2 separate regions of the Homo sapiens genome follow, and region 1 is linked to region 2. Evidence: read pairs that join two places in POLR2A ChIA-PET (ENCODE). Cell type or tissue: PC-9. All regions are shown on one strand. Links, peaks and the distances in the headings refer to the core of each region. The heading gives the core; the rest is flanking DNA.

Region 1 (16,159 bases), core at 7,387-11,386, 980 kb after region 2:
AGTCCTAATTCTGCTTGGTGCCTGAGCCCTGGGTCTTTCCTAGCCACCTAAACCATGCTCCCACCCACTTCACTGCTACTCCTGCTCACAAGGGCATGGCTCAGACTGAAACAGTTATTTCTGTGCTCAGCCTCAAACTCTGGAAGGCCCAACAGAGGTCCCAAGAAATCAGTGGCAGGGGCTGGCTGAAGACCAAGCCCAGACTATAGAAACCTTGTAGGGGTGCGATCAGGGCTCCTATCCCAGGAAGTCACAATGTAATTACATCCTGAGAATACAAGAACAACCAGTGAGTTAAGAGTAACCACTCCAGATAACCCAGGAGGTATCAATCACCAGCGGCTGCCTTATTTCCACGAAGCCCCCAGTCCACTTTCTCTGCTCCCCCTTTAGGGCAGGGCCTCCAAGGATGGAAGAGCAGGCGACTGGTGCCTCCTTTTCTGGGTGGGCTGGGGGCTCCAGGCTCGGCACTGGGGCAGATGGTGTGCATCTCTCAGGCTGCCTGGGAAATGGACGGAAGTGGGGCTGTTCACACGCCCAGAATCTCTGGGCTGTCACCAGGTCCCCTTGATCCTCTTTCCAAGAAGGAAGAGGGGAAAATGTATCTTTCCAGGCCCTAATCCTCTCCACATGGGTGGGCACTGGAGCCGCCAGGGCCCCGCTGCAACACGCAGGCCTGCAGGAACACCAACGCCACTGCACGGGGAGGACCCTGCCCCCAGGCCCTGCAGGTATGTGATTGTAGAAGCCTCTGCCTCCCCAGCATTTTTTACACAGCCTCCACACTGCCCAACTCCTACCCCAGGCTAGCCTCTGCCTGGTATCCCCTTGCATGCTTCACATCAAAGGGAAACTGAGTCAGCACCACCCGATGGACACCTGGGTGGAAGAAGCCAGGCAAGGAGTCTGGCCTGAGCTGAGGCAGCCGTCTGAACCTGAAGCCCTCACAAGGGCATAACAGGCAAAGACGTCCAGGAAACCTGCCCGGGAGTTGGGGACCAACTCCTGCAGATCGCTGCAGTGCATCAAGAGGGGCTTATCTGCCTCCCTGTACACTAGGAGCAGGACCCTAAGCAGCTGTCCTCTCATCATTGAGCAACCCCCAGGGCTAGTTCCCCAAAGGGGGCCCAGGCTGGTGCAAATAAAAGGAAGGTACTAGAAATGCCCCAGGATGGAGCCCTTTGGGCCAGCAAGGGGAGCTAGGGGACCCTTGGGAGGAAGGTCTGTGTATGGAGACCCTTGTCCAAACCACCCCTGAAGCCCTCCCAGCCAGGATCCCATGAAAGGCCAGCTTGCACAGCAGTGTTACAGCTCTTTCTTGCTATAGCAAGATGGACCCCCCAGCCATCTCCACAGGCTGCAGGATCCAAGGCATGGCTCATGTAACAGTTGATCTGGGCCATATGGAACCCAACTCCCAAGTTCCCACGACCTGGGCATTAGTGACCTCCACGTTTAACATCTCATCTGAGGACACAGAACCAGCATGATAAGCACAGGCATGCGTGGACAGCAGATATGGGCTATATCCACGGCTGCAGCCCCCCGCAGCCCACATCCTGGTCCTCTAGCTTGCTCTTGCTCTGGGCCTACCAGGGATGCCAGGCTGCCTTGCCCTCTCCAGCCACCATGACCACACAGCCTGGACCCTGCAGGCAGAGAGGCTGCCAGGAGGCCTGGAGGCCAGGATGGCCTGGCCCTGCTTTGATCTTGGGCATCAAAGGCCAGGAAATGCAATCAGCTCTGAGGAGCACTCGCTGTCTGGTCGTCCCCAGCAGGCACAGGCCCAGAGCCCTCCCCGTCCTTCTCAGGCTGGGCCAGTCCCTAGCAGGCCAGCCAAGGGCTCTGGGCAGGGGGCTGGAAAGTCCACCCCCATCCCCAACCAATTCGACGGAAACTATTTTAATAAGAGCTAATTCTGCTGACATGGCATCTTCTTTCTGCACCCCCACCCCTGGTTCTATGCTCCCCTCCAACCCCACCCCCGTCTTCCCCCCTGACTTTTATTGTCCCAGACATTTGCGTGAAAACAGGAACTTTGTGCTCTGGGCTCCATCTGCTCCTGCTTATTTCTCACTTGGAGCTGCAATCCTTGGCCACGCATGCCCCCTCTCCACCACCTCACCCTTTTCTCCTCAGACTGCCCCCAGCATCAAAGACTTGTGGGGTCTCTGGTCCCTGGGACAGGCTGGGGTGGCCAGAGAGATTGGCCTCCTATGGGACCCCTTCTCTACCAGGCTGTGGTCATGGACACAGGGGGCTAGGAAGCTGGGACTGAGGCAGGACTTAGAGATGGACACCCTCTGCCCTGGAGCTGAATTCCCACCCCTGCCTGCATCCCTCTTTGCCCCAGAGGAAGAGAAAACCTCCCCCACCACCTGAGAAGAATTCAAGGTATCAGGGGAGCCTTGCAGACACCAACAGCATCTTGTGTGAGGAGCTGGAGTTTGCAAGTCCCAGGGATCTCCCTCCCTGAAGACCTCTGGATGAGCGTCTGGGAGTCGCATGCTTGAGCGAACGCCATCTTGTGTTGCTCAAGGGAATTAAAATGAATAGCCAAAGGCTGTTATTAAATAAATGAATAAGTGAATAAATACTACACAAACCTGTCATGAGGCACTCACTATGCGTCAGGCATTTGCCTAGAATTTTACAAACATGATGTCACTTAACCAGGGCGGCATAGTGCTGTTACAATCCCCACTACGCAGATGAGAAACTGAGGCACAGACAAGTTAAGTTGTTCCAGGTCGCGCTGCTGGGGAGAGTGACAGAGCCTAGCCTCCTTCATACCTGAAAACAGTCGCCGTCCACTCTCCCCTCTGAATCTTTGCTTCTGCTTTGCTCTGGAAGGTGCTCCTTCCTCTTCCTTCCCATCCTTCAAAGCCCATTTCCATCTTCCCCATGAAGCCTCTGTTCTCTTACCGCCATTTTAAAGCTAAGGAAACTGAGACCTACAGCGCAGTGACTGCATTGACCGTCAGCTCTTGCAGGGGCCAGGCTGCCATCTAAAACTGAACTCTTGGCTGGGTGCAGCGCTCATGCCTGTAATCCCAGCACTTTGGGAGGCCGAGGCGGGAGGATCACCTGAGGTCAGGAGTTCGAGACCAGACTGACCAACGTGGCGAAACCCTGTCTCTACTAAAAATACAAAATTGGCTGGGCATGGTGGCACATGCCTGTAATCTCAGCTACTTGGGAGGCTGAGGCAGGAGAATCACTTGAACCTGAGAGGTGGAGGTTGCGGTGAACCAAGATTGCACCATTGCACTCCAGCCTGGGCAACAAGAGCAAAATTCCGTCTAAAAAAAAAACCCAAACAACAACAACAACAAAAACTAAACTCTCTGGTTACCTAAAAGTTTTAAAACCTCTTTTGCTATTACCCATGGGGTTGGAAATTTGGAAATTTTTCTTGCCAAGCTGTCCAAATCAAGTGCCTTCGGATGCCAGGGGGGCAGGGCAGGGCAGGAGCCCAGACAATCAGCATGCAGGCCAGGCAGCGAGGTCTTCCGAGGAGGGCGCAGCATTGGTGGTCCTCAGTCCTGCTTGGCCAGGATCCTACCCATCTCACCAAGGTCTCTGCCCCTCAGTCCCTGCCAGCTTCTATGCCTGAACAGCACCTCAGCTCTGCCAAACCCAATGTCATGTCAGCAATCAGAACTGGGGTGCTCTCTTTAGGCCTGCCAACCTGGGGAGATAGGCACAGCCAAATGGACATGGTGTGACTGACCCCTGGACTGGGGAGGAGAGCCAGAGTCTATGTCTGGCTCTGTTTATTTTTGGGCAAGTCATTTGGCTGCCCCGGGCCTCAGTTTCCCATGACGTAAAATAGGAAGGGGGGCTCATTACGACAAACAGACTGACTACCGTTTGTGGAACAGGATGGAAGGAGTCCACAAAAGCAAGGTGTGTCTTTTCAAAAGATCTGGCAGCAGGTACCAGAGAGCAGAGAGGCAATTCTGGGGGCTTCCTGGGGGAGGTGAGCTGTAATCCCAGATCCTGGAGGAGGGGAGGGACGTCAGCTCTGCAATATATAACTGGCAGAGCCTTCCTGAGCTAGTGCTTGAGTTGCTGGTGCGGGCCTGGTGTGCTACAACAGAGGCCAGGGAGGGGGCCGCCAGCCCCACAGGAAGCTCCAGCATGTTGTTGGGTAACTTCTCCTCCTGTTTTCTGGGAACAAGCTATTTGGAGAAGAGGGGGAGGGAGACTTTAAAGGCTTCCAGATGGGGGGCCCTTCTGCCCAGGCCCGCTGCTGCGCCGCCACAAAGTCTGTGCATGCTTTCTAAGAATCCCAGCAAACGCTAGTCAGGGAGGCTTGGGGAGGTCTTCTGGGCCATTCCCCTGCCTCTGTGATCCCCACTATCCCCAAGCTAACAGGGGGCCATATCCCATCCTTTAGTAGTCATCATAGTAGTTATTCAGGGAGTGCACAGACGGAGAATGTGGTGTCACTGTTGCTACCCTCTTTCCTCCCTGAGATGCTCTCAGTGTCTTGGCATCCCCTCTATCCGCTTCATCTGGCTGCTTTGCCCTGAAGGCAGGGAGATAGAGGGAAGGGCCTTCCTCTCCCAATACCAGGAGAGACCATTTTCCCAGAGAAGAGAAAACATATCCACTGTGGGGCCTCTGTGGAGGGGAGGGGTGGGAGCTAGGGATGGAGGGAACAAGGGGAAAGCAGCAACTGAGGCTTCCCAGGGGAAAGGAGAGGAGGGCTGGGATCAGCTGGGGGCAGGTCCAGCCCCTCCTGCAGACATCTCCCTGTGCACCCAGCCAGGGCTTGCTGTGGGGTGGGCTCCCACTCTTGTCCCATCATTCCATGATGCCCATGCTCTGAGACAGCCGCCTAGCTGCCTTTTAACCTTCTTACCATCCTGGCTCCCATCCTCTCTCCTGGCCTGTCCCCACCAGCAGCCACTCCCTGAGCTGGAGTGGTCAGAACATGCAGCCCTATCCTGGGGACACCTAGTCTCACCCAGGCTGCAAGGACAGAGCCCTGGAGAGGTCAGAGGAGGCCCAGAGCAGAGACATTGTTGTCAGGGCTCAGCCTGCCAGGATCCCTTACCCCTGTCAGCCCTGGCTGGGATTTGCCCACCAGCCTCAGGCTGTGGGATGGGATGGGGTGGAATGGGGAGGGGGGCGGGGGCAGGAAAAGGAGACTTTGAGAGGGGTCCTCTGCCCCTGGGGCCAGACTGGAGCTCTACCCGTATACTGCTGATCCTCTGGGTCCCATCTGGGAGACGGAAGAAGGGGGTCCCCAGGCCTGGCTGCCACAATGGGTTGGCCTGGTTCAGGGAAGAGCCCATCCCCAAACCCTGCCAGAACTCTGGGTCTCAGAAAGAGCATCAGGTTCCCCCAAAGCCTCTCTCCCCAGACTATTGCAACACAGATGAGAGGGCATGTTTGAGTCCATCAGAAACCCATGATGCACGCACCCCACGGGTGAAGGAGGGAGCATTCGTGCAGACCCAGGGGTGACCTCCTGGAGCAGAGCAGCTCCTTGTCCTGGTCACCGGCCAGCCCTGGACCCAGTTGGGAGCACGGGGTCTCACCCATAGGACTTCTGCTTGGAAGACGGAATGGCCCCTGGGGTCGAGGGAGGCAAAAGCTTCCCGGGTGTGCCATGGCTCTCCCTCCCGCTTAGGGCCCAGAAAGACCTGAGCTTTGGCTCTAAGGTCCTGCCCGGGTGGAAGGGGGACATGAGGGAGGGCCTCTGTGGGTGCTCACCCTTGGAGAGGGTCTGTCAAAAAAAGGCCCCAGGGAGGCTCTCCCTGAAGCAATGGACTGCTCTCAGGTGCACTGTGGCTGTCTGGCACAGCAGAGGCGGAATGGTAAGGTGGGGGGCTCAACAGAGGAGAATGCTTTGGCCATGCCAAGCTCCCACCAGGTCTGGGCCTTTCTGACAGATCACTCGTGTCCAGGTAGGGTCCTGGTCATGACTGACACCAGCAGGAAGCAGAAGGAGCCAAGGGGACCCTGGCTTGTGTGTTCCTGCTTCTGGCATCTTCCTTTCCTTTCCCGCTTTTCCCTACAGAGGCCTGGGTGAGACCACGTCAGCCAGTCCTGTCCTCAAGGACTGCCTTTGCAGGCTCCCCTCCAATGCTCCCCCTCTGTGGAAACTTCCTGATAGGTGTCCTCAGGCCTCCCGGTGGCCGTCCCCACTGCCGCCCTCCTCCAGGGTGCTCCCACTGTCCTCTCTCCTTGCCCTGGCCTTCCAGGGAGAGAATCCGGAATCTGCTCACCACAGGCATTCAACTTCTGACTCTCTGTTCTACTTCTATCTAAATCAACCCAGCTATATCTATTGAAATCCTTCCTGGGTCCAACCCTACTCTGCCTCTGCCTTCCACTGTGCCACGGACAGGTCCCTGTCCCTCCTGAGCCTCAGTTTCCCCTCTACAACAGGAGCTGAGACAATGGAGACTCTCAGTCCCAGTGGCTCCAACTTCCATGCGGTGTTTCAAGGCAGGCAATTTAAGGGGCAAATGTATGCAGATGGATATGCAAATGGGCATCTCCAGGATTTATGGGTGGCCTTAATTTCAAGGGGAGGAGGCGGCCTCAGCCTGGCTGGACCCACTAAATCCTGGCCGGTGTCAGCACCGTAAAGCACTGTGATGAAGGGCCGGCAGGCGCTGGGGGCGGCCCTGATTTACAGCCAAGAAGCCTCCTCCCCGCGGCCGCGCAGGCAAGCGCCACGGGACAGGGATGAGGAAGGATTTATGTCCCCCGCTTCCCCACCCCAGCAGCAGGCCGTCGGGAGAGCGGCAGAAGGTGACTTTCACCTTCAGAGCCATCACTACTCCGGCGGAGCAGCCGGGGCACTACCCCAGGAGGGGCAGAAGAAAGGCGGGGGTGGGTGGGGTGCCAGCAGGACCGCTGCCCAGCCCTAAGCCACAGCTGCCTCTTCCAGGCGGCCTTCCAGCACTGACACAGCCCTGGGTAGCCCGGCCCTCTGCCACCAGCTGTCACCTTCTCCAGTGGGGCCCCAGCGGCATCTGACCTACCTTCTCAACCCTGACAAGGTTCAGCCTGGAAGACTGAGGGGAGCCGCTCCACTGCTCTTCCTCTACAGATCAGTACTCCCCAAAGTCTAGCCTCACTCCCTTCTGCTGGGGAGAGAAAGAACTGCATTTGGATCTATTTTGGGTGGCCATAAGCAAGAAAGTTCTCCTTCATCTTCACCCAGCTAAAAGCTGTTTGCAGTGTCCTGCCCGTCCTCCCCACCCTGCACCATCAAGCAGGTGAAAAGGGTGGTGGGAAGGGACAAAAATCGAACTGCAGGCATCCCTCTCTCTACACGACTGCTGAATTCCTGAAGTTGCTGGAAAGTTAAATTTTGGAAAGGTGACACTGCTTCTCCAGTGACTCATCTGAGCGCCTCAGGAATGAATGATTCATCTGTCACTCATGTTGCTGACACCAGGGAGTCCTGCTGGGTGCCCAGGCTGAGACATCAGGGACAGAAAGCTCAGAGACAAAATTCCCCACCTGGTGGTTATCAGGGCTGCCCAGCCCCAAACTTTAAGGGCCGGCTTCCACCCCGGCTTGGAGTACTACCTCTCCATAAACAAAGTTTCATGTCCTGTTCTCATCATGAAAGGAACCCAGCCAAGAGTCCCTCAGGTAAAGAAAGTTTCCCTTTGGGAATGTAAACACATAAATCAAAGGGCCTAGTTCAGTTGAGCTGTTCATGTAGTGAGTTGTATGTTTTGAGCTGAGGCAAATGTGCCCTGGCCTTCCGCATGTGTGTGCCATAGACAGCCCAAGGACTTTGGCCTTGGGAAGAGATGTTTTCCTGATCAAAGGCTTCACCTTAGGGTACTGAGAACCTGTCTCCAGGCCCTCAGCACCTCCCTGCTGTAAACCGTGAACTCTGCAATATCTCCTGGGCCCCCCAAAAGTTCTGTGCCTCCCTCTGGCTCCCCTCAAATAAAGATCAAATCCAGTCACCATAAATGCTGCTGCCTTGAGCTCATCTCTGTGACACTCTTTTTTTTTTTTTTTTTGAGACAGGGTCAGGTCTCTTGCTGTGTCTCATTCAGGCTGGAGTGCAGTGGTGCAGTCACAGCTCACTGCACCCTCAAACTTCTGGACTTAAGCAATCCTCCTGCCTCAGCCTCCCGTGTAGCTGAAATCACAAGTGTGTGCCACCATACCAGGCTAATTTTAAATTTTTTGTAGAGATAGGATCTCCCTTTTTCCCAGGCTGGTCTCCAACTCCTGGCCTCAAGCAATCCTCCCGCCCCAGCCTCCCAAAGTATTGGGATTACAGGCATGAGCCACCACACCCAGCCTCTGCGACACTTAAATTATTTTGAGAACCAGACTATTTAAGCAGGATTTCTTATGATTCAGTAGAGATACCAAACTTCAAAGAAGTTTCTGCCTGTAGATTTGACCTAGAGATTGGCACCCACATTTCCACAGACCCAAGGCAGCAGGACAGGGGAAGGTGGAGGACAGGGGAAGTCACCAGAGAGAAGGGGAGGGCTGTGGGGAGGGCAGAGCAGGCACACTGATGAATACGCTCACCTCTTCCTTTCAACTCGGTCTGTTCAGGGTGCTTCGGTTGACAACTTGTGGGCCAAACAGAATCACTGTGAATAACTATGCAGTTTGGGCCAATCCCAGCACCCTAGTCCAGGGCTGTATCAACCCCAAAAAAGGGACACCTTCACCTAATTCATGCAAAGACTAACGGAAGCCCTGATGCCAGGCACTCTGTAGATATGTTTATGTCCATTGCCTCATTTAATCTCAGCAGCGGTAAATGTTACATCCCTGTTTGCAGGTGAGAAAATGAAGGCATGGCAAGGTTCAGTTACTTGTGCAAGGTCACATGGCTGATAATTGATGGAGGTGAGATCCCAACAACACTGTCCATTCCCCATCTCAATCTCATTCTTCTTTATTTACCTGTTCTAACTGTATTGTCACCTCCAACTCTGTCCCTTTAATGTTGCTGTTATAACCCACATGACCTCAGCCCTCATCTAAAAAGATTTACAATACCAAGTATTGCAAATAGGTGGAACAACTAGTACTCTCATAGATTGCTGGAAGGGATGTAAAATGGGACAGCTACTTTGGAAAACTATTTGTGAGTTTGTTCAAAAGTTAAACATATACCTACTGCATGACTCAGCCATCCCACTCCTACATACATAACCAAGAGAAGTGAAATAAGATGTCTAAAGATTTGTATCTGGAGATGGGTGGGCAGAAAGAAAGAGGGGGAAATGCAGAGGCAAGGCAGTGCTGGAGAGATGGGAGCATCCCTAGGCTGCCTCAATTAGCTGCATTCCTCTTCAATCCAAGTCAAAAGCTCTTGGGAGTCCCATGCCAACATCATGAGGGCTAATCTGTGAGAAAGGGGAAGCCACTGAAAAGTCTGGACAGTGCTCAGAGAGGGCCCACTTGTGGCCAGGCCTCCAGCTCTGGCCCCTGCTGGTGGCAAGGGCTGGGGTGGGGGCTAAGGAAGAAGCAGAGGTAGGAGTGGCCCAGGCACAAGAGAAGAGTCGCATGGCAAATAATTGGGCAGACAGTGGATGGAGGCTGGCTGAGAACAGAGGTTTGGAGGCCCTGTCATGGGAATTAGCAGCCTGGCAGCCATGTAGGTGCCCAAAGATCCAACCCATGCACCTGAGATGCTCATTATAGGCCCCAGGACTCATTCTAAGGTACAGTCCCAGGTGGGCAAAAGACCAACCTAACTGAATTTGCCCCCTGGATGGGTGCAAACCAGCTTCCAGGCTGAAAGTTTCAGGGAGCTGCTGCTGGGTGAGGCCAGGCTAGGGTTTGACTCCCTTCCCACGCAGACTGCACCCCACCATCCCAACGTCTGCCCCTGAACTGGTCATGGACAGCATTATTAGCCTGTGAGCCTCGGATTCAGCTCACCCAGGCTCCGAGCCAGAAGATTGGCCTAGAGGGACACAGGGAGCCTCTTCCCCTGCTGGCAACCAGAGGCTTCAGGTCTTGGTCTAGCAGGCTGGTGTGGCAGAGCTGAAGTATCCCCAAGAACCTCTGGAGGCAGCCCTCCCCACCCCACTGTCCTCTGCCCCTGCCCCTGGTTCCCTACTTCCATTTCTGCTCTCTGCTGGGATGGAAGCCTCAGCTTTCTGTTCCAGGTTGCTATACCAGCCCCTGCCCTGGCCCCCCAGAGCCCCACCTTGGCTGCTGTCTACCCATCCTTGGTGGCAATCAGTATGGAAGGCCAGGTCATTTATACCCCAAAGAGAAAAGATGGTGCCTCTTGGGCTATTTCCAAGCATCCTCAAAATGACATTAGCCCTAAAGAAGAGCTCGGTGGGGTTATTTCTGAGGTGGAAGGGCACCCTAACTCCCCACACCTAGCCCAATGTCCATTATCAGTTTGGAGTCATATCTGGGACATCAAGCAGCCCTCTGTCATTTAAGGTATAACAATGCCTTCCAACGCCAACCAGGAGTGCTCACCCTTCACCACCAGCATTTTGGATGACCCAGGTCAGCACCGGCTGAGGGCAGGGCTAAGGGAGCACCTGTTGGTTTGTCTGTTCTGCCAGGGTAGCACAGACTCCTTGATTGGATGGGAGATCTGCCTGTCCCCACCCACTCCAACTCGAAGTTATTCCCTGTTATTCTGTCCTTCGACTTCCATGCCACCCACCACACCTCCCACCTGAAACATGAACCACTCTCAGTTTCAGCTTACAGAACTTTTTCTCCTCATTTAAAGTTTTCCATTTTTGTTTTACTTATTTCTTTGTTTTAAAGATGGGGTCTTTCTCTGCCACCCAAGCTGGAGTGCAGTGGCACAATTATAGTTCACTGCAGCCTTGAACATCGAACATCTGGGCTCAAGTGATCCTCCTAAGTCTCCTCCTCTCATTTTTAAAAGCAATTTCTTTTCTTGTCCCAAATCTCCTCTCTTCCACTGCCTACCTCAGGCCTTCACACATTCTTTTCTGAACTCTAAAGTTCTTCCTCCAAGGTCTTCTGTCTTCCCTCCCCCTCTCTCCACCAGTGCAGCTGTTCAGAAGAACAATTATTTATTGCATGCACGCCACCTACTGTGTGCCCCAACCCACAGGAACTAGAGGCAAGACAGGTCTGTGTTTGGGTGAAGAATGGATGTGAACCAATAAATACAGCCCAGAATATGCCCATGGTACAGTCTAGGTCCCAGAGATACGGAACACTTCCAAACAGAGAGGCAATACCTGAGTGGGTAGTGATTTCTCCCTACTCTGCTTGGCTTCTCTAAAACATAATGGTATGACTGACAAAAAGGAGCTCCCTGTCTTTTCCGTTTGTTGGATGTTCATCCGTACTTCTAGGAGATGCTTAGCACATCTTCTTGGAAGATACGTACAGTGCCTTCTGATCTCTCGCTCTCTCTCCCCACCTTTCTCTCCTCTCTCTCCTTCTCTCCCTCTCCCTCTCTCTCTCTCTCTCTCACACACACACACACACACACACACGCAATTGTCCCATACAAGGATGAAATTGCACCATTGAGAGCTGATGCTCTTTCCAGCCTTAGGTGATACAGGATAGACAGCAGAGTCTTCCTTCCTTAATGAGTGCCCTGCAAGAGGAATGGAGATCCACTAGGCGACAATGGTGTTCTCAGTTGTGGGAAGCCTGTGCAAAGCTCTGATGCTAAACTTCAAGGTCTCCCACACTCTCTGATCACACTTACTTTCTGTACTGGTTAAGGCTCTGCTGGCCATATGTGACACAAAGTTCACCCCAGACTGACTTAAACAAAGGGAATAGGTTAACTCTCAAAGCTTGACAGGTTGATCCAGAGAAGCTCAACCCAGTCACCTAAAGGATGTCACCAGGGACTGTTTCTCTCTAGGTCTTTGCTTTGTTCTCAGCTCTGCAAGGTGGCCCTTCAGCTCTCCCCTCTGGACAGCCATGCCAGATCCACTTTCTGGCACACTGACCAAGAGAGAAGAAATTCTGTGCTCATTACACACTCATTCTCTCTCGCTCGCTGGAGGTTCACTTTCACAGAAATTCAGCAATGTTTTATTCACGCTTATTGGTTCTGACTGAGTCAAATATACATCTCTACACCCCTCACTGAGGCCTGGAGAATATGATCCTGACTGGCACAGACAAGATTGTGTGCTGCACCCTTGGGCATATAGGCTGAAAGTGGGGCACGGCGGGCACCATGGCCAGGAGCACTTAGGACAGACCCAGGGCCGAAGAGCAACAGACAGCCTGGGCACTGTCTGTGTGATGTGGGTGAGGCGGTCACCTGGGATTTGCTTCAGACCAAATGACAAGTCACCTTGAGAAGGAAGACTCTGCTATCTATCCCATATCACCTAAGCCTGGAGAGAGGGAGTGTTAGCTCTCAAAGGTACAATTTCATCCGTATATGGGACAATTTGTGTAAGAGTGGTGTCTGTGTGTGTGTGTGTGTGTGTGTGTGTGTGTGTGTGTGTGTGGAGAGAGAGAGAGAGAATGGAGAGAGGGGGGAAAGAAGGGAGAGAGAGAGAAAGGGAGGAAGACACTGTATATATACAGTGTTCATTGTTGTCATCATCTTCCTCTGGAATATGGGAAAATTGGAGGCTTGAAAGCCCTTCCTTCCAAACACTAAACAGCCAAGAAAAAAAAGACCACACATACAATGTGATGCTGACACTGAACCCAGCCCAGCCTGAGAGGCTGCCCCCATTGAGCATGGCTCTGGGAGGCTGAGGCAGCTCCTACAGTCCCACAGCCTGGAAGGATATGCACCTGGAAGAAAATAGGGCTGGGACTCTGGGCACCTGTACCCCCAGACTAAGGCCAGTTTCTCTTTGCCAAGGAAGAACCCACAGCCCCAGCCCTCTGGCGCTTGCAGGGACAGACTGAGGTGGGTGGGGAAGTCTGGAAGGGTCCCGGGCCTCCAACTCCACAAATCATCCTGTTTTAATGTAAATGATGATTGCCAAGAGTACAGCATGTTTGCCTGCGTCAGCAGCTCAGTGACTAATGCGCCAAGATAAATGGCTTTGTTTTGCCTTGTTTGGAGGGATTCTGTAACCTTTCTCTCCTTTCCACAGAGTGGGCTCCCCAGAATGCTCCCAGTCACAGCCTGGAGCTCAAGATACCACCCAGGGTTCAGGGCCTCTCACATGTGGCGGGGTCACTCCCAAGTGCAATGAGAATCTGGGAACCTGGCCCACTCTGGAGGCTGAAGGAGTCTGAGCCCCCGAGGCAGGGGCTGGTGAGAACCTAGGCTGAATGGTCTAAAGTGATCTACCCTCAGTTCTCAGCAAATGACTTCAGAGGCACTGAGAGCAGGATTTGTGCCATCCAGCCAGGCAGGAACTGGAGTTGAGGGGAAGCTCCAGAGGGCCCAGGATGATTAGGGAGAAATCTGGGGCTTGGAATAAAAGGGGAAGAATAGGCAAGTGGGATAAGGGAGAGATTACACTGCCATCTTGTGCCATGTGGGTGTTACTAAGCCAGGATTTTTTGCCAGTGGAGACAGGATTTTGGCAGACACACGGGCCGTGGACCCAGATCCAGGTAGCTGGAAATCTTGGCAGCAGCACTTGCTGGCTGTGGCACTCTGGATGGTATTGCTTCCATTTAATAGATGAGGAAGTTGAGGCTTATAGTAGCTAAGCAATTTGCCTGAAGTCACACATCTAGTTCGTGGTAGAATGTAAACTTAAACCAGGGAAGTCCAGCTCCAAAGTCAATTGTGTTGAATGAAGGAGAATACATCTCCCCAGCTGTCTGTTGACCTCTGACCACCCACATGAAACCCAGCTCCTCACCCTTCCAGAAATGTGCCCTTGCTTAGCCACATGGCAAGTCTTGTGGTTGACTTTTGCCGCCTTTTGCTCTCTGAACACACTTCCTGGTCCATGTGGTATGTGTCCCTTCCAGGCTGGAGCTTGTCATTGTCAGTGTAAAGCCCTCCAGAGCTCTTTCCCTCTGCCACCAGATAGGTTCCAAAGAGCCTGCTCTATCAGCCTGGTTCCTATATAAGGATAACATGGAACAGGCTCCAGCCAGTCCACAGTGGACAGGAAGCATGAGTGAGAAATAAATCTCCATTGTTTTAAGCCATTGAGATGTTAGGCTTGTTGCTGCAGTATAACTTGTCCTATCCTGACTGACTCTCTGCTCTTTCTGGAAGGCAGAAGCAGGTGAGTTCTTCTAGATGTACCCAGAAGCATTCAACAAAGGGAAAGAACAGGGAGCCAGTTTTTACCAGTTGCCATCATGTTTCAGAGAAGCCAAGCAGGGTGGAGAGAAATGGGCCTAGGGAAGATAAGGATTCCAGGGGCTGTGAGCCAGAGAGAGCTTTCAGACTGCAGGAAGATGGTGCGGTCCATTTGAGGCCAGGGAGAGCTGGACCAGGGAAGTCCTCTCTCACACAGTCCAGATCCAGCCTGGAGCCTGGAGCTGCCCAAGCCTCACACGAAAGGAGTCAGAGCCTGGCCTCGGGAAGGGCTGGATCACCCTCAGGCCTCTCAGCTGCAGATGGGCATCTTGGCAGACAGGCCCAGGGCACTGGTGCTGAGACTCCCAGGTGCAGATTCCCTCCTCCAGGCAGACATTGTGTACAATGTACGGGATCCTCAGTGGGTATGAGCCCTAGGAACAGAAATTGCAGCATCAGGCATTGGGCAGTGGGACCGTGAAAGGAGTTCCTGTTAATGGGTCTGAGCCCTGTGGAGAAGTGTGGGCATTAATCCTTCTCCAGGATCATCTCCTCCCCGCTCCAGCATAAACAGAGCCCTCTATGCAGCTCCATGCTGGATTTCTAAGACAACTAAAGGGAAAGTGGTTAGACTACAAAACCACCTTTTCTGGGCAAGGTGGTCTGAGGCTGGATTTGAACTGGGAGAGATCCTGGAATCTGGTTCTCAGAAGGGACACCTATTAGAAGAGGATGGGGAGTAGAGACTTTTCTCTTAAGTGGCAGATGTCTGATTGGTGTGGATAGGGGGATGCCTCCAGGTGACGTGACCCCAGTACATGTTCCCACCACTTTCACCTTTCCCTCCAGGCAGGGCTAGTCTATGCCCATTCTTCCCCTGCCCATCTCCCCCTCCCAGTTCCCCAGCACCAGCCCACTCCCCAAAAACTGCATAAAAGATCTGATCATCCTTCCTACACAATGCATAAGTTTCTCCCAGAAGATCTTAGAAGTGTTGTGCCATTTCCTGGAGAAGCAGTGAATTGTGAAGTCCCCTCTAGCCCTTTCCCCAGCCAGGATTAATGATTTGAAAGCTACCTTGGGCTGGGCATGGTGGCTCATGTCTATAATCTCAGCACTTTGGGAGGCCAAGGCAGGTGGATCACCTGAAGTCAGGAGTTCAGGCCCAGCCTGGGTAACATGGTGAAACCCCGTTTCTACTAAAGATACAAAAAATTAGCTGGGCATGGTGGCAGATGCCTGTAATCCTAGCTACTCAGAAGTCTGAGGCAGGAGAATCGCTTGAACCTGGGAGGTAGAGGTTGCAGTGAGCCAAGATCGCACCACTGCAATCTAGTGTGGGTGACAGAGTGAAACTCTGTCTCAAGAGAAAAAAAAAAAAAAAGCTACCTGGGAAGCCACTTGGGAGTTAGCTTGGAAGCTACCATTAGCATCACATTTGACTCTTGTATCTGTTAGCAGAAGAGTATGGAAGAAACAGCCCAGCCCTTGAGATCAGACAAACTTGGGTTTGATTCCCAACTCTACCATGGGCCAGATGTGTAAACTTGGGCATGGGGCTGAAATTCTGTAGGCCTCAGCTTCCTCATCTCTAAAATGATGATCTCAGTCTCCACATCATGATAGCATCCAATTAAAGGTGAAAAAAGGATGAAACAAGACAGCCCTTAGCATAGGGTCTGTCTGACATATAGCACATAGAAGTGCTTAATAAATGATGTTTAGTATTAGTGTGCTGTTTCAAGGGAGCAAGAAGCAGAAAGCCTCCTGCAAGCCTCCCCAAGCAGTCAATAAATTTGCTTGATTCAAAACAGGAGGTAGGAGAACAAAACAGGATTGGGGAAACCATGCAAGGGGCCTGGCAAGGACCCTAAAAGCCTGGTTAGCTGCAGCATCCAAGTACTCAGCACACTGGTGACAAAGTGCAGGCAAGAAGGAGGCTCTGGGGGCTGGGAGTCCTGTCAGCCAGCAGCCCTGGAGCCTGCCCAG
Region 2 (16,159 bases), core at 6,281-10,280:
TTGGCTGGGCAAAAATCTGGGACATCTGGGCACTTAGTTTGTGACTGATGCATGATGTTTGTCAGTTTTATGGGACTGAGCCCTTAACCTGTGGAGTCTGATGCTAACTCCAGCAGATAGTGTGAGAATTAATTAGAATTGTGAGACATCAGTAGTGTCAGAGAATTGGTGTTGAAAAAGATACTACATATTTTTTGTCAGGAGGAGAAAGAACCATTCATTGGCTATTATGAATAAAACTCCTGTGAACATTCCTGTACTGATTTATATGTATATATATTTCAACATAAGTTAACATTTCTCTAGGGTAAATGCTCAGGAGTGCAGTTGGCTGGACTGTATGGTAAGTGTATATTTAGTTTTTTTAGTAACTTCAAAAATATTTTTGCAACTGGCTGTACTGTTTTATATTTCCATCAGTAAAGTATTAGTGATGTAGTTTCTCTTCATTCTCACCAGTATTTGATGTTGTCACTATTTTTTATTTCACCCATTCTGATGGATAGTGATAATGTAGTATTATTTATTATGATTAGATTTTCAGCTCATCTTTATTATTGTGTTCTACAGAATCACCAGCTTATTATTTGGACTACATATGCAGAATTTTCTGTTGCTACCAGTTCATATTTTCACTGAGGTAGCCTGTTGCCCTTCCAAAGATTGCCAGTATTTACAAACATTTCTTGTAAGACTGGGTGATAATATTAATGAATGTGTTTTTTGATACTATGTAATGAAATATATCAATATTTGGAAAACCTATACAACCCAGTGAATCAGTATTTTTTAAATGACCAGTGCCTGATGTTACAAAATCACGTGAAATATTCATTTGAAGTATAACATAGACTAATGGGTTTTAATGTAACAAGGTACAAAAAATTTACTGATGTGGTTTCAGATTTCACATTGTAACTTTAAGAAAGTATCATTTGTCACATTCTAAAATTATACCAAAGAATATTTATATAAAATTATCTGAAAAGTCTTTGAAAATACTTTTTAGTTTTCCAGTTACATGTATTGTGAGGCTGAGTTTTCTTCATATACTTTAACCAAAACTGCGCATTGCCATAGGTTGAATGCAGAGGCTACAGAATCCAGATGTCTTCTGTTAAGACGACATTAAAGAGACTTTCACAAATGTAAAACAAACTATTTTAACTATTTGTTTTTTATTTGTATAAAATATACTGTTTAACTTGTAGTGGGTTCATTGTTAATTTTAAATGAATTAATTATTTTCAAGGTTCTCAGTTTTAGTTTTTTTTTCCGACTTTCTTGAGGTATAATTTTAAAAAGTATATACCTAAGGTATAGAATGAGATGTTTTGATATATATACACATTGTGAAATGATTATTAAAATTGTGCTAATTAACATATTCATCAACTCACATAGTTGCCTTTTTTTTTTTTTTTGGTGAGAAAACTTAAGATCTACCCGGTATGGTGGCTCATACCTGTAATCCCAACACCTTGGGAGGCTGAGGCAGGTGGATTGCTTGAGCCCAGGAGTTCCTGACCAACCTGAGCAACATGGTGAAATCCCATCTTTACAACAAATGTGAAAAAAATTAGCTGGGCATGGTGGCTTATGCTTGTGGTCCCAGCTACTTGAGAGGCTGACATGGGAGGATCACCTGAGCCTGGGAGGTTGAGGCTGCAGTGAGTCATGATTGCACCACTGCACTCCAGCCTGGGCAACAGAGTGAGACCCTGTCTCACAAAAAAAAAAAAAAAAAAAAAAGAAAATCTAAGGTCTACTGTCTTAGCAAATTTAAATTATACAATATAATAATGTTATTAACTATAGTTACCATGTTGTACATGTTCTTTTATAGTTCTCTGTGGTTCTTTTGTAGCTCTCTACATTTCTTTTGGATGATTATTTTGAAATCTTTTTCAGACAGTTCGTAGATCTTCATTTCTTTAGGGCTGGCTACTGGAGCTTTATTTTGTTCCTTGGGTGGGGGGATTATGGTTTTCCTGTTTATTTGTGATCCTTCTGGCTTTGGTTTGGTAGTTGTGCATTTGAAGATGTAGGTACCTCTTCCAGTCTTTACAGGCTGGCTTTGGCAGGGAAAGCCCATCACCCAGTCAGCCTACTCAGAATCTCTGAACAGGCTGATTGGTCGAGTGCATAGGTTGGCTTTCTTCTGAAGTCCTTGGGTAGGCTGGCCTGGTCCCTGGGTCAGCAGGTAGGCATTCCTAGCACCTGGGTTTATAGGATCAGTCCTGTTGCCTGGGTGTGTGGGCCTGGATTCTGGGGTCATGGGGATCAGCCTGGTAAAAGGATCTACTGGGTTGGGCTGGCAATGGGGTCTGCAGGAGCAGGCCTGAAGCTTGGATCCACAATGACTAACTGGCAATGGGGCAGTCTTGGCGTCTCTTTCCATGGAGGTGAGCCTGGTGCCTGGTACCATGTGGCTGGGCCTAGAACCTGTTTCTGTGGGGACTTGCCTGGCACCAGGTTCTATTGGGCAGGCCTGAAGCCTGGGGCTTTGGGGGCCATCCTGGCACTGGAGCTTGCCTTAAGCCTGGTCCTGCAGGGGCAGGCCTGGAGCCTTAGGTCACTGGCTGTCCTTGTGTTGGATTTGGCCTGGAGCTTAGGTACATGGCGGCTGGCCTGGCACCAAAATTCACTGGGGAGGCCTGGGGCTGGGGTCCCCAGTGAAGTAGGGTGCTCATATCATTCTCGTTTTCCTCCAGCGAGGGTCTCTCTTGTGAGCTTGGGGGAAGGGAATCATGGATAATGTGAAGCCGTCTTTCATACCCCCTTTAATGTATATTTTCTTATTTCTGCATTCTACCTAGGTGCTGTGATCTCTTACCTGGATTCCTTAGTTCTTTTGAATATATTTTTGTACTTGGATGTTTGTTCAAACTGATGTTTCTGTGAAGGGATGTGTGTTGGAAACTCCTATTCTGCCATCTTGCTGACATCGCTCCTCAGTTTTAATATCTAAAATAGCACATACTAATATATATATAATTCATATAAGCAAAAGCTCTTTAGGGTACTCAGTAATTTTTATTTTTCCTCTTTTCTTTCTTTTTTAGAGATATGGTCTCACCATGTTGCCCAGGCTGGGCTTGAATTCCTGGCCTGAAGCGATCCTTCCACCTTGGCCTCACAAAATGTTGAGATTACAGATGTGAGCTACCACATCCAGGCTCTCAGTAATTTTTAATAATGTAAAGTAGTCTTTTGTCCATAAATTTGGCTGCTTGTTTAGATAAAAAGAAACTGAAGAGACATGACCACAAAATGTAATTCATGATCTTAGACTGGATACTTTCCAGTAGGAAATGAAAATGCTCTAAAGAGCATTATTGGGATAATCTTCAAAATTGGAATTTGGACTGTGGGTTAGATATAATTGTATCAATGTAAATTTCTTGAATTTCATAATGGTACTATCATTATGTAAGAGAGAGGAGGTACAGACTATAGTTTTACAGGCATGATATATGAAGCCTACTTACAAATGGTTTAGAAAAATAAGCATGCATATATATGTAGGGAGAGAATGATAAAACAAATATGGCAAAAATTAGTGAACTCTGCATAAAGGCTATACAAGAGTTCTGTGCAATGTGAAATTATTTCAAAATAAAAATTACAACAATTATAAAGAATATAATGAATATCTTAGAAGCAATTTTTACAAATTAATTGGCGAGTGTTTTATTGTGCTTGTGATGAGTATGAAATGTTTTCAGCAGTTGAAGACACTTCTGGTTATGTAATAACTTTGTAGTTGTCACCACTTTTCAGAGGATACTCTTTATGCTCTGCTGCCCCCTAGTGACTTTATGCTCATCAGCAATTGTTTCTTCCAAGTGTAGTAAGTTGGAAATGAAGAGCACTATAATCATTATTTAAAAACAACTTAGTGTCAAGTCAAATAATTTTTCTGGGGGCGAGGGGGAAGACACTACCATGAAGCCATATCTAATGGCTTCCTTTTTTTCTTTGAATTTTTAAAAAATTGTATTTTTGTTCTTGTGGTTCCTTTGTATTGCATCCTCAGTTCTCTCTGTCTCTCTCTGAAGGTAATATTTACTGATTTCTCACCCAAGGGCAACAATGAAACTTAACTTGTGTACTCTTCTGTTATTCTTTCCTCTTAGCATTAAATATCAGGGAATAGTATTATCTTAGTGCTTTACTTTGTAGTCAAGCATACTTGATTTGGCCCATAATCTCTCATTTGTAATCCCCAAATCCTAAAGGCTCTAAAAACTATTTGTTGTCAAAATCTGCCTTAATTCATTTGGCAAGAAAACCTGATGTGAATTGACTTAATATATTAATAATCTTTATATTTACCACTTTTGTGAATATTCCTATATTTTACTGCTGAAATATGAATGTGTTTGATTATGGAATGCTTAAGATCTTACTGGGATGTTACATAATATGTGACAGATGAGCTGTATTTTTTTTAAATGTACAGAATTTGGTATTATGAAACATTTTGCTACAAGGATTTTCGATTAGGGATTGTAGACCTGTAGTTGATTTGCCTAGCTTTGGCTCACAGTTACTGGTATAAGATAGTTGACTAGTTTATTCTACTTTCTATCTTCTCTCTTTTTTTTCTTAGTTGTATAATTTTTATGTACTATTTTTATGTATCATACTTGATCACTTTTAATCTGACCTTGTTTTTGTCTTAGAGTTGCAGTTAAATATATTCAGTCTTCATTGACATTCTTTTTTATTGAAGTTTTCCCTGTCATCTAGTTGGGTTTGTGTTCCTCCTCTAGTAGTTGCCTTAAGAAGGACTTATGTGAACAACAATTTTTGAGTTATTGTATATTCAAATTTTAGCTCTATAGACTTTATATTTAAAGGCTAGCTTGGTTGAAATTAAAGTTCTTGGCTCATGTTTTGTTTCCTTGAGTATCTTGTCTTCTGGTGTTCAATGTTGCTGTGGAGAAGTCTGATACTTGCTGGTTTTTCTTTTTCCCTAAGTGCTTATTCTTGATTCTTATTATTTTTGGCTGTCTATTGACTCTTCTTCTTTCTATTTTATTTTATTTTATTTTTGAGATGGAGTCTTGCTCTGTCGCCCAGGCTGGAGTGCAGTGGCACGATCTCGGCTCACTGCAACCTCCACCTCCTGAGTTCAAGCAATTCTCCTGTCTCAGCCTCTCGAGTAGCTGGGATTACAGGCACGTGTCACCACACCCGGCTAATTTTTGTATTTTTAGTAGAGACAGAGTTTTGCCATGTTGGCCAGGCTGGTCTCGAATTCCTGACCTCAGGTGATCTGCCCGCCTTGGCCTCCCAAAGTGCTGGGATTACAGGTGTGAGCCACTGGGCCTGGCCCTTCCTTTTTTAGTTATTAGACATTACTCAAAGAATTTCAGCATGTATCCTTGACTCAGAGTATAATATAAATTAATATTTTTATCACTTCCTTGACACTGCTAGGAATATGTAACACTTTTTCATTTATCCTTTCCTACATCTTACACTGTTGTCATGAATTTTAATTTTACATGTAATTTTGTTCCCACACAACATTATCCTTATTATTTCGTAGAGTCACCATTCATGTATGTTTACTCTTTTGTTTGATTCTTCATTTCCTCCTCCATCTCTGTGCTTCATTCTGAGGTCACTTTTCCTTTTGTATGCAGAACTCCCTTTAGCATTTCTTTTAGTGAAGGACTCATTTATTTTGTTTGTATGAATAATGTCTGTATTTCACCTTATTTTAAAATTGCAGTAAAATATACATAACATATACTTTACCATTTTAACCATTTTTAAGTGTACAGTTCAGTGGCATTAAGTATATTCACATTTTTCTGTAGCCAAAACTGCCACCTATCTCCAGAACTTGTCTAATCCCAAGTAGCTGGGACTATAGGCACATGCCACTGTGCCTGGCTAATTTTTTTTTGTAGAGACAGGGTTTAGCTTTGTTGCCCAGGCTGGTCTTGACCTCCTGGCTTCAAGCAATATTCTTGCCTCAGCCTCCTAAGGTGCTGGGATTACAGGTGTGAACTACCACGGCTGGCCAAGTATAGTTTTCTTTACATTCATCATGCTTTGGGTTTATAGGGCTTGAAACTATGGACTGATATCTTTCATAAGTTTTTAGATATACTTGGCTATGATGTCTTTAAGTATTGCTTCTGCACAATTATACAATGATAAAATTTCTTTCAGGAGAGTTACAGATTTAAAAATATTTTCATAATATCAGTTAGATGTTATTTACTTAAAAAAAAAAAAAAAAAGCTTAGGCCGGGCACAGTGTCTCACGCCTCTAATCCCAGCACTTTGGGAGGCCAAGGCGGGGGGATCACCTGAGGTCTGGAGTTTGAGACCAGCCTGACCAACATGGAGAAACAAAATACAAAATTAGCCGGGGAGAAAGAAAATACAAAATTAGCCGGGGGTGGTAGCGCATGCCTGTAATCCCAGCTACTCGGGAGGCTGCGGCAAGAGAATGGCTTGAACCCGGTAGGCGGAGGTTGCAGTGAGCCGAGATCGCACCATTGCACTCCAGCCTGGGCAACAAGAGCCAAACTCTGTCTCGAAAAAAAAAAAAAAAAAAAGCTTGCATTCTCCTAGGGGAATAGAATTGAGTTTCTTAGAGGCTGCATGATGTGAAAATATCATTGTTTCAGTGGTGAATGTTATTTATACTTGTATGTTCTTTTATGTAATTTTTTTCTTCTGTTTCAATTTCTTTCTTTCTTTCTTTCTTTTTTTTTTTTTTTTTAACGGAGTCTCACTCTGGCCCCCAGGCTGGAATCTGGAGTGCAGTGGCATGATCTCAACTCACTGTAACCTCTGCCTCCCGGGTTCATGTGATTCTCCTGCCTCAGCCTTCCGAGTAGCTGGGATTACAGGCCCATGACATTACTCTCCTCTAATTTTTATATTTTTAGTGGAGACGGGGTTTCGCCATTATTGTCCAGGCTGGTCTTGAACTCCTGACCTCAGGCGATCCGCCTGCCTCGGCCTCCCAAAGTTCTGGAATTATAAGCGTGAGCCACCGGACTTGGTCTTTTTTTTTTTTTTTTTTTTTTTTTAACAAGGTCTCTGTGTCTCCCAGGCTGGAGTGCAGTGGTCTAATCTCTGCTCACTGCAACCTCCACCTCCCAGGCTTAGGTGATACTCCCACCTCAGCCTCCTGAGTAGCTGGGACCACAGGTGCATGCCACCATGCCTAGCTAACTTTTTTGGTATTTTTTGTAGAGATGGGGTTTTGCCGTGTTTCCCAGGTTGGTCTCAAACTCCTTAGCCTCAAGCAATCCGCCGGCCTCGCCTCCCAAAGTGTTGGGATTGCAAGCGTGAGCCACTGTGCCTGGCCCAGTTCCAATTGTTAATGTGGCTAATGTCAACAAACATAACACATACACAAAAGTTCTTGGGAAACCCAAGGGAAATATATATTATAATATATATTTGAGACCGAGTTTTGCTCTTTTGCCCAGGTTGGAGTGAAATGGCGCGATCTTGGTTTACTGCAACCTCCGCCTCCCGGTTTCAAGCGATTCTCCTGCCTCAGCCTCTCCAGTTGCTAGGATTACAGGCGCCCGGCACTACACCCTGCTAATTTTTTGTATTTTTAGTAGAGACGGGGTTTCACCATGTTGCCTAGTCTTGTCTCGAACTCCTAACCTCAGGTGATACACCCGCCTCGGCCTTCCAAAGTGCAGGGATTACAGGCGTGAGCCCCCGCACTCGGCCAGGAAACCCAATATTTTTTGAGAGCATAAAAATAGTGCCAGGCAAAAAATTTTGAGAACTGCTGGCTGAGGGCTTTTGATGGTGTCCCATGTTTCATTTTTCTTACATTCTTCTGTATTTTACATCCTGTCCTTTCCTTGTTCTCTTTGGGCTTCAATGTGGATTTTTTTTTTCCTTTTTTTTTTTTTTTTCTTTTGAGACAGGGTCTCACTCTGTCACCCAAGCTGGAGGGCAGTGGTGATCTCGGCTCATTGCAACCTCTGCCTCCCGGTTTCAAGCGATTTTTGTGCCTCAGCCTCCCGAGTAGCTGGGATTACAGACGCGCACCACTACGCCCGGCTGATTTTTCTATTTTTGATAGAGATGGAGTTTCACCATGTTGGCCAGGCTGATCTCCACCTCCTAACCTCAAATGATCCACTTGCCTCATCCTCCCAAAGTGCTGGGATTACAGGTGTGAGCCACTGTGCCCAACCTCAATGTGGATTTTTTCAATTGACTTATTTGCTGGTAAACCATCTATGGAGTTCGGAATTTTAAAAACCCAGTTCTGGGTTTTCTCCAGTTTTATAATAAAAAAACAAATCGTAAGGCTGTAGTGAAATTCTCCATCTTCTCATGTGTTTTGTTCTTTTCCTTTTTTCTTGTGGTATTAATCATAGCCATTTTTAAAGTTCTTATCTGATAAGTTCAATATCTAGATCATCTGTGAATCTTGATTTTTAGTCATGTGATTTTTAGTCATGTGATCTTCTCTTGGCACACTTGGTAATTTTGGACTGAATAGACATTAAAAAAATTGTGGAGGTTTTGGATAGTGTTTTCTTCCTTAAGTGAAGGTCCCTCCCCTCTGCTCCCACTTTTGGTAAGGCAGATGGTATGGCAATATTTAATCCAGTCAACGACTGAGCTGGCTAAATCTAGGGTTCAGCTTTAGTTAGGGTGTGGCTCATTACTGCCTTAATGCTATTGTCCTCCAGACATTCCAAAGAGCCTGGAGTGATGACTAGGAGCCCTTCCCTTGGTAGATCCTTAATTCTTTTCTTTCCTTTATACCTCAATACTACCTAACATTCTGTTGGCTTCTCTGAGTCTTTTTGCTTATCTTAACCTCTCTCTTTGTATAGCTTAAGAATTCAGCAAATGTGTTGAGAAAATAATAACAGTGCTATGTATTCTTCCCATCTTTCCTCTTCAGGATTCTAACCTCTTATGCCTCTAATTTAAGGTACCGGGATTCTCTAAAACTGTCAAAAGCTGATTTTCCTGCCTTTTGGTCTTGACTTTCTGCTTGTTCCCTTTCCCGGGAACTTCAGCCTCTTGAATGGAGATTTGGTACTTACCTTGAGGGGGAAAAAGTGACTGAAGCATATTGGCAGACCCATTCTTACTATTCCCCTCTTCTCCAGTGTTCTGTTCCCTTAGATTCTGGTTGCCGGAGCAGTTCTGTTTTTTGTTTTTGTTTTTGTTTTTTTGAGATGGAGTCTTGCTGTGTCACCCATGCTGGAGTGCAATGGCGCAATCTCGGCTCACAGCAACCTCCACCTCCCGGGTTCAAGTGATTCTCCCGCCTCAGCCTCCCCAGTAGCTGGGATTATAGGCACCAGTCATCATGGCTGGCTAAGTTTTGTAATTTAGTAGAGAGGGGGGTTTCACCATGTTAGCCAGGCTGGTCTTGAACTCCTGACCTCAGCTGATCCACCCACCTCAGCCTCCCAAAGTGCTGGGATTATAGGCCTGAGCCACCACGCCTGACTGCCTGAGCAGTTCTGTTAGTCCCTCAGGAAAGAATATCATAAACAGGTATGCAGAAGACCTGGAGAGGTATTCATTTATTTATTTTTATTTTAAATTTTTTTTTGAGAGAGGGTGTTGCTCTGTTGCCCTGGCTGGAGTGTACTGGAGCTCACTACAGCCTTGAACTCTTGGCCTAAAGCTATCCTCCTGCCTCAGCATTCCAAGTAGCTGGGACTACAGGCATGTGCCACCATGCCCGGCTAATTTTTTAAAAATTTTTCTTCCTAAATGGAAGGGACCTTATCAAGTCCCTTTTTTTTTGTAGTGATGGGGTCTCACCATGTTGCTCAGGCTGGTATTGAACTCTTGGGCTCAAGTAATCCTCCCACCTTGGCTTCCCAAAGAGCTTGGATTATAGGTGTGAGCCACCACACCTGGCTGGGAGTATCAGTTTAGATTGGAGCAGGAGAAAGGAGAATTTCAAGAAAGAGATTTACAGGCAAAGGGATTCCAGCCAGGAAGGAATGGCAATATTAGTATACGATCTGGCTTAAAAGTGAAGAATATTTGTATAGTTAAAATAATGCAAATGTTATTTGTTTGTTTGCAAAGACAAAGTATGGGCCATCTATGAAAAACAATTATGATTATAGAACAAAATATATGTGTTTATCAACTCTATCAGTGTAAAATTCATTTCCACAGTTGGAGAAAGTAAGGAAAAGATATAAAGAGAAAGTAAGGGGGTCAGGCACGGTGGCTCATGCCTGTCATCCCAGCACTTTGGGAGGCTGAGGCAGGATTGGTTGAGCCCAGGAGTTTGAGACCAACCTGCGTAACATAGTGAGACCCCATCTCTACAAAAAATAAAAAAATTAGCTGGATGTGGCACATGCCTCTAGTCTCAGCTACTCTGGAGGCTGAGGTGGGAGGATTGCTTGAGCCTGGGAGGTCAGGGCTACAGTGAGCTGTGATCACACCACTGCACTCCAGCCTGGGCAACAGAGTGAGACTCTGTCTCAAAAAAAAAAAAAAAAAAAAAAAAAGAGAGAAAATAAGGGAGAGGTAATGCTTCATTTTGCATAGTTGGGAATCAAGATAATCTGTTTTTAATAATACAAGAAACAAAAGCATAACTATATTATTTATATTACAAAAGCAATCTTTAGAAAAACTAAAAGGGGTATATAAGTATTGAGAGGAGAGGAAAAGGAATGATATGGTATCATGAGGTAATTTTTGATCAATTATAGTAGGAAATAGACAATATCTAAAATGGATAAAGGGAAAATGGCAATATTATCTTTTTATTTTATATTATTTTAATTTTTTAAGACAAGTGCTCGCTCTGTCGCCCATGCTGGAGTGCAGGGGTACAATCACAGCTCACTGGAGCCTTGACCTCCTGGGCTCAAGTGATCCTCCCACCACAGCCTCCCGAGTACCTGGTACTACAGGCATGCCACCACACCCGGCTAATTTTTGTATTTTTTGTAGAGACAAGGTTTCACCATGTTGCCCAGGTTGGTCTCAAAGCCCTGGGCTCAAGCAATCTGCCTGCCTTGGCCTCTCAAGCTGCTGGGTTTACAGGTATGAGCCACCACACCCATCCAATATTATATTATTTGAAGATATGGGCTTACTTCTCAAAAATTAAAAATAGAAACATTTATAAAAGTTCAAATTGGGCTGGGTGTGATGGCTCATGCCTGCAATCCCAGTGCTTTGGGAGGCTGAGGCAGGGCAGATTGTTTGAGGTAGGAGTTCAAGACCAGCCTGGCCAACATGGTGAAAACCCATCTCTACCAAAAAATACAAAAATTACCCGGGTGTGGTGGCACGCACCTGTAGTCCCAGCTACTTGTGAGGCTGAGATAGGAGGATCACTTGAGTCTGGGAGGTGTGCAGTGAGCCAAGATCGTACCAGTGCACTCCAGCCTGGGTGCCAGAGTAAGACCCTGTCAAAAGAAAAAAAAAAAAAAGAAAAAACACGTTCAAATTGACTTTCTCTGGAAAACAGGAATGGAAATTCAAGAAGCTCAAACAACTCCTTGAGCAGGATAAACATAAACAGCAAAACAACACCAAGGTACTATACAAAGGAATGACAACAATAGCTCTAAATACAGGAAGGGGGAAATGGAAGTATACTCAATTAATTATAAAGAAAACAGGATAAGAGGAGATAATTTATGTTAACACAATTACCTATATGACTAGGTTTAACTCTGTTATCTTGCTGTTTGTTTTTTGTTTGTCTTATCTTTTTTTTTCTCTTTATTTCTCATTTCATATTCTCCTTAACTGAATTAGAACAACCAAATATTTTTAAAGATTCCATTGTTAGGTATACCTTCTTAGTGTTTTTTGTTTTGTTTTGTTTGTTTTTAGTGGTTGCTTTAGGGTTTACAGTATGCATCTTTAACTTATTGCAATGTATTTTCAAATGCTATTGTACGTGTTTGTATATAACATACAATCCTTAAAACAGTGTATTTTCATTTCACCCATTGATCTTTGAGTTATCATTAATTATATTTTACTTCTACATGTGTTTTGAATTCCATAGTTCATTATCATTATTTTTGCTTTGAACAATCAGCAATCTTTTTTTAAATGTTATCTTTTAAAACATTTTAAAATAATAATAATATTTTATATGTTCCTATATATTTACCAGTTTATTTGCTCCTTATGCTTTTGTGAAGATCCAGATTTTGAACAGATTTTATATTATTTTTGCCTGAGGAACTTACTTTAACAGTTTTTATAGTGCGGGTCTGCGGACAACAAATTTTCTAAGGTTTTGCTTTGTTGATTGATATGTTTGCTAGGTATAAAATTCTTGATTTACAATTTTTTTTTTTCCTTTAGCACTTTACAGGTATCTTTCCATTGTCTTCTTCTTTATATAATTTGGATGAGAAGTCTGCAGTCATTCTTTCTTTGTGTTTTATGTGTTATTTTCTTCCCTCTGCTTTTGCTTTTAAGGTTTATTTTTCTTTATTAGTGTTTGTTAGCAACTCCAAGAAGCCTTTTCTGACTAATCCATTTCTGTGCTGAACATTCCTTTATTTTTCATGCTATATCACCTAAGTGTAACAGATTTAAATGTATTACTTTATACACAGGTTTTTTCTTCTTTTCTTTTCTTTTTTTTTTTTTTTTGAGACGGAGTCTCACTCTGTTGCCAGGCTGGAGTTCAGTGGCACCATCTCGGCTCACTGCAACCTCTGCTTCCCCAGTTAAAGTGATTCTGCTGCCTCAGCTTCCCAAGTGGCTGGGACTACAGGCACATGCCACCACGCCCAGCTAATTTTTGTATTTTTTGTAGAGATGGGGTTTTACCATGTTGGCTAGGATGGTCTTGATCCCTTGACCTTGTGATCTGCCTGCCTCAGCCTCCCAAAGTGCTGGGATTACAGGCATGAGCCACCATGCCTGGCTTTTTTTCTTTTTTTTAAATTTGAGATGAGCAGTATGTTGCTCAGGGTGATCTTGAACTCCTGGGCTCAAGAGAACCTTTGACCTCAGCCTCCTGAGTAGCTGGGATTACAGGCATATGCTACCATCCTTAGCTCCTGAACAGTTTTATAATTACTTTTCATTGTGGTTTCTTATATATTTCCTTACTAATTATAGTATGGGCACCCTCAAAGGAAGATATTCTTTTCTTTTTGTTTTTAGTAAATTCTCAGTCAATAGATACTAAATGAGCCTATGGCAGGAAAATGCCCAAACCACCTAACATAGCCAATCTTGTTAAATTTCTGAGAAAACAGTGTCTATTTAATTTGCTGAGGCCATTTATTTTATTATTTAATAGTCAAATTTATCTTGCCCTTTAAAAGTCTATTTTAGTTTGATCTATTTTGAACATTAAAAAAAAAGATGCTGCTGCTTTCCCTCTTTAAATAAATAATCAAGTTACCTTATAAATTGGAGAGCTAGAATGTGGTGGTGATATTTCATAGCTTTTGGAGAGTGCCCTAAATGCAATGCTTTGGAGAAGTAATTTATTGGCAAGCAACTTTGTTTCTTAGTGATGATTGGGGTCACAGTAGATCATCACTTTGTTGAGTTTAGAGTTCACCTGTGTAGAATATCAGATTCTCTAAAGAAGTTATACAGCCCAAACCAGATTGATCTATTGATAATGGAAGAGTAATGAAAATGTACAGTAGGCCTCAGGTAGATATCTAACAAATTTTAATCATATGTCTTTTTTTTTTGAGACAGAGTCTTGCTCTTCAGCCAGGTTGCAGTGCAGTGGCACAATCTCGGCTTACTGCAACCTCCTCCTCCTGGGTTCAAGTGATTCTCCTGCCTCAGCCTCCTGAGTAGCTGGGATAATAGGTGCACACCACCACACCCAGCTAATTTTTGTATTTTTAGTAGAGATGGGGTTTCGCCGTGTTGGCCAGGCTGGTCCTGAAGTCCTGACCTCAGGTGATTCACCTGTCTCAGCCTCCGAAAGTGTTGGGATTACAGGCATGAGCCCCCCTGCCTGGCATCATATGTCATTTTTGAGAGAAGTGAAATTTGCTTTCCACAGTTACCCATTGTAATTTTTTAATTCCTTGTATTGAACTAATCATGCAGTTTTAGTGGTCTCTCTTTTCAGAAAGATGTCTCTTAACATGTTAAGCTTTATCTTAAAATATTTGTATTGTTGGTTTAGTTTTTCCTCAACTTTTATGGTTTGAGTTTTGTTATCACTTGTGTTAAATTTTATTTTCATTGCTCTAGGACCATTTTTTCAAATAAATTCATGTAGATCAAGGTTGTTTCAGGTCTTTTTTCTTTTCTTCTTCAGTGTTAAATTAACTTGTCTACATGCTCATTTCAGGTCAGACATTTGATGAACATTATTACATGTTTCACGTTTTAGTCGTACCATTCATAGTATTAAAAACAAAATCAACTTAGTATTATTTATGGAGTTTAACATATAGTTGATTTCTTGATCTAAGTAGAAAGTAAAATTATTGAATAGAATGGACACTAAGATGACTTCATGTAGAGACAGTTGACAAAAGTGAAGTCTTCCTCTAAGTCTGTGACCATCAGTAAACTAACACTGTCTTGAAACCTAAAAGGTTATGTAGCAAAGCTTACTCTATGATATGCCAGGGAAGTTTGCTGGGAGTATGATCCAGATCATTGGTTCTGGATGCTAACATTTGGAAATGATTTTTTTTGGTGGAGCATCTGTGACCTTGGAACTATGAATTATCTTAAAATTTCTTTTCAAGAGAAGGAGCATATGAGAGGAAGGGTAAACAAAATATTTTGTTTATAATTTGCTATAACAATGATTTAATACAGCTTAATATTAAACAGCTCTGGAGACCTAAAATTTATCTCACTTGGTTTTCACTGGTGTTTCTCTCTGACACATGGTGTGAATCAACTGTCCTTCCAACTTGAAAGAGCAGAGAGTTCACTGACGCAACTCCCTTGTTCTGGGAATTGTTACTACTGTGCCTTCAAAAGGTAGGGACATTAAAAGCTTTGGCTTGTGGCAAATTCTCTCCAAGTTGGACACAGTTAGGGGGCTGAATATTGGCTTAAGGAAGTGAGGTTGGTGGCTTTTTCTATTTCCTGGACTTTTTCTAAAGAATCAATATTAACTTTTTCAAGTCTCTACTTGATGTTTTGTGATTAACAGTCTTCCCCGTTAAAATTGGAAACCAGCAAATCTCCGTTTAAATGTTGGTGCATGCCAGGGTTCTTCAGTTCTTCTGTCTTAGATTCTAGAGTTTTTTGGGTTTCTGCCCTTTCCCACGTGGATTTTTTCTTTTGTGAAAATCTTTCTGTACCTACTTAACAAAGGGAAACATTGAAATGAAAAGTTGAAATGGCAAAGTCATTGTCCCAAAAGGTCTCACAAGACTGGAAAAATGAACCATAGTTAATAGTAGTAAATTGTAGATTCAGAGTATCAACTACATGCCTATAGCAATATGGAAAAACACATGGAAAAATTTTATGACTCTGAGTTCAATATATAGCATGATATGACTGTCAAAACTGCATAAGCATTAGTATTAGGCTGTTAATAGGAGCTAAGTAACAAGGTTAAAGGAGATGGGCCTTATTTTTCTCATTTGACCATGCTTGATTTAAAAATTTTTAATATTTATAGAATGCTTTCTGTATGCCAGGTACTGTTCAGAATTCTTACATTATCTCATTTAATCTTCACACAGCAACTGTATGAATTGGTTCCTACCATTATCTGCATTTTGCTGATGTGGAAACTGAAGTATACAGAGGTTTAATAAACTTGCCCAAGATCACACAACTATTAAGTGGTAGAACTAAGGCTCAAATCCTGAAAGTCTGGCTATGAAGCCTGTGTTCTTGCCCACTGTGCTATACTGCCTTTGTTGTTACACTTAAAGAAAAGTGACTGCTGGAACATGTCCAGAGGGTAAAACTACAATTGAAAGGCTGTTTATATGTAGAATAGTTGAATAATTTGAGATTGTTTAGTCTGGAGAAGGAGAAAAAGGGATCAAGGACTTGTTCTCACTGGTCCTTTGAAGGCAAAAATAAGATAAATGGTGAAAATTATAGAAAGGTAAGTTTTAGTTTTCTATAAGAACTTTGCAACAGCTGTTGAAATGGGATTGGTTGCTTTGCAGTGAACTTCTTTTTACTAGAGATGTTCCAGCAGAACTTGGACTAGTAT

Evidence for each region. ChIA-PET counts read pairs that join two places held together with the same protein. Peaks named below come from ENCODE experiments on the same cell type or tissue, not always from the same donor. Only the 100,000 strongest peaks of a DNase experiment are listed, where the experiment ranks them.
Region 1: POLR2A ChIA-PET joins it to region 2 with 8 read pairs; 1 of 35 experiments calls an interaction of 5 or more read pairs at or near these places.

Annotation. Positions count from the first base shown.
Region 1 is chr2:71,776,381-71,792,539 of GRCh38, reverse strand. No RefSeq gene overlaps it. Among named protein-coding and RNA genes, the nearest start is that of DYSF, 320 kb to the right of the region's middle. RefSeq lists an enhancer at 206-1,193. In PC-9, for the core only: CTCF peaks have their summits at 7,407 and 7,618; DNase peaks (open chromatin) are centred at 7,399 and 9,079; H3K27ac peaks cover 400 bases.
Region 2 is chr2:72,758,714-72,774,872 of GRCh38, reverse strand. All of the region lies in intron 1 of EXOC6B (exocyst complex component 6B), which reads left to right. It overlaps LOC124900538 (small nucleolar RNA SNORD78), which reads right to left and starts at 14,339; the gene lies at 14,271-14,339. RefSeq lists enhancers at 1,988-2,487, 2,488-2,989. In PC-9, for the core only: no CTCF peak of the experiment used is centred there; a DNase peak (open chromatin) is centred at 8,682.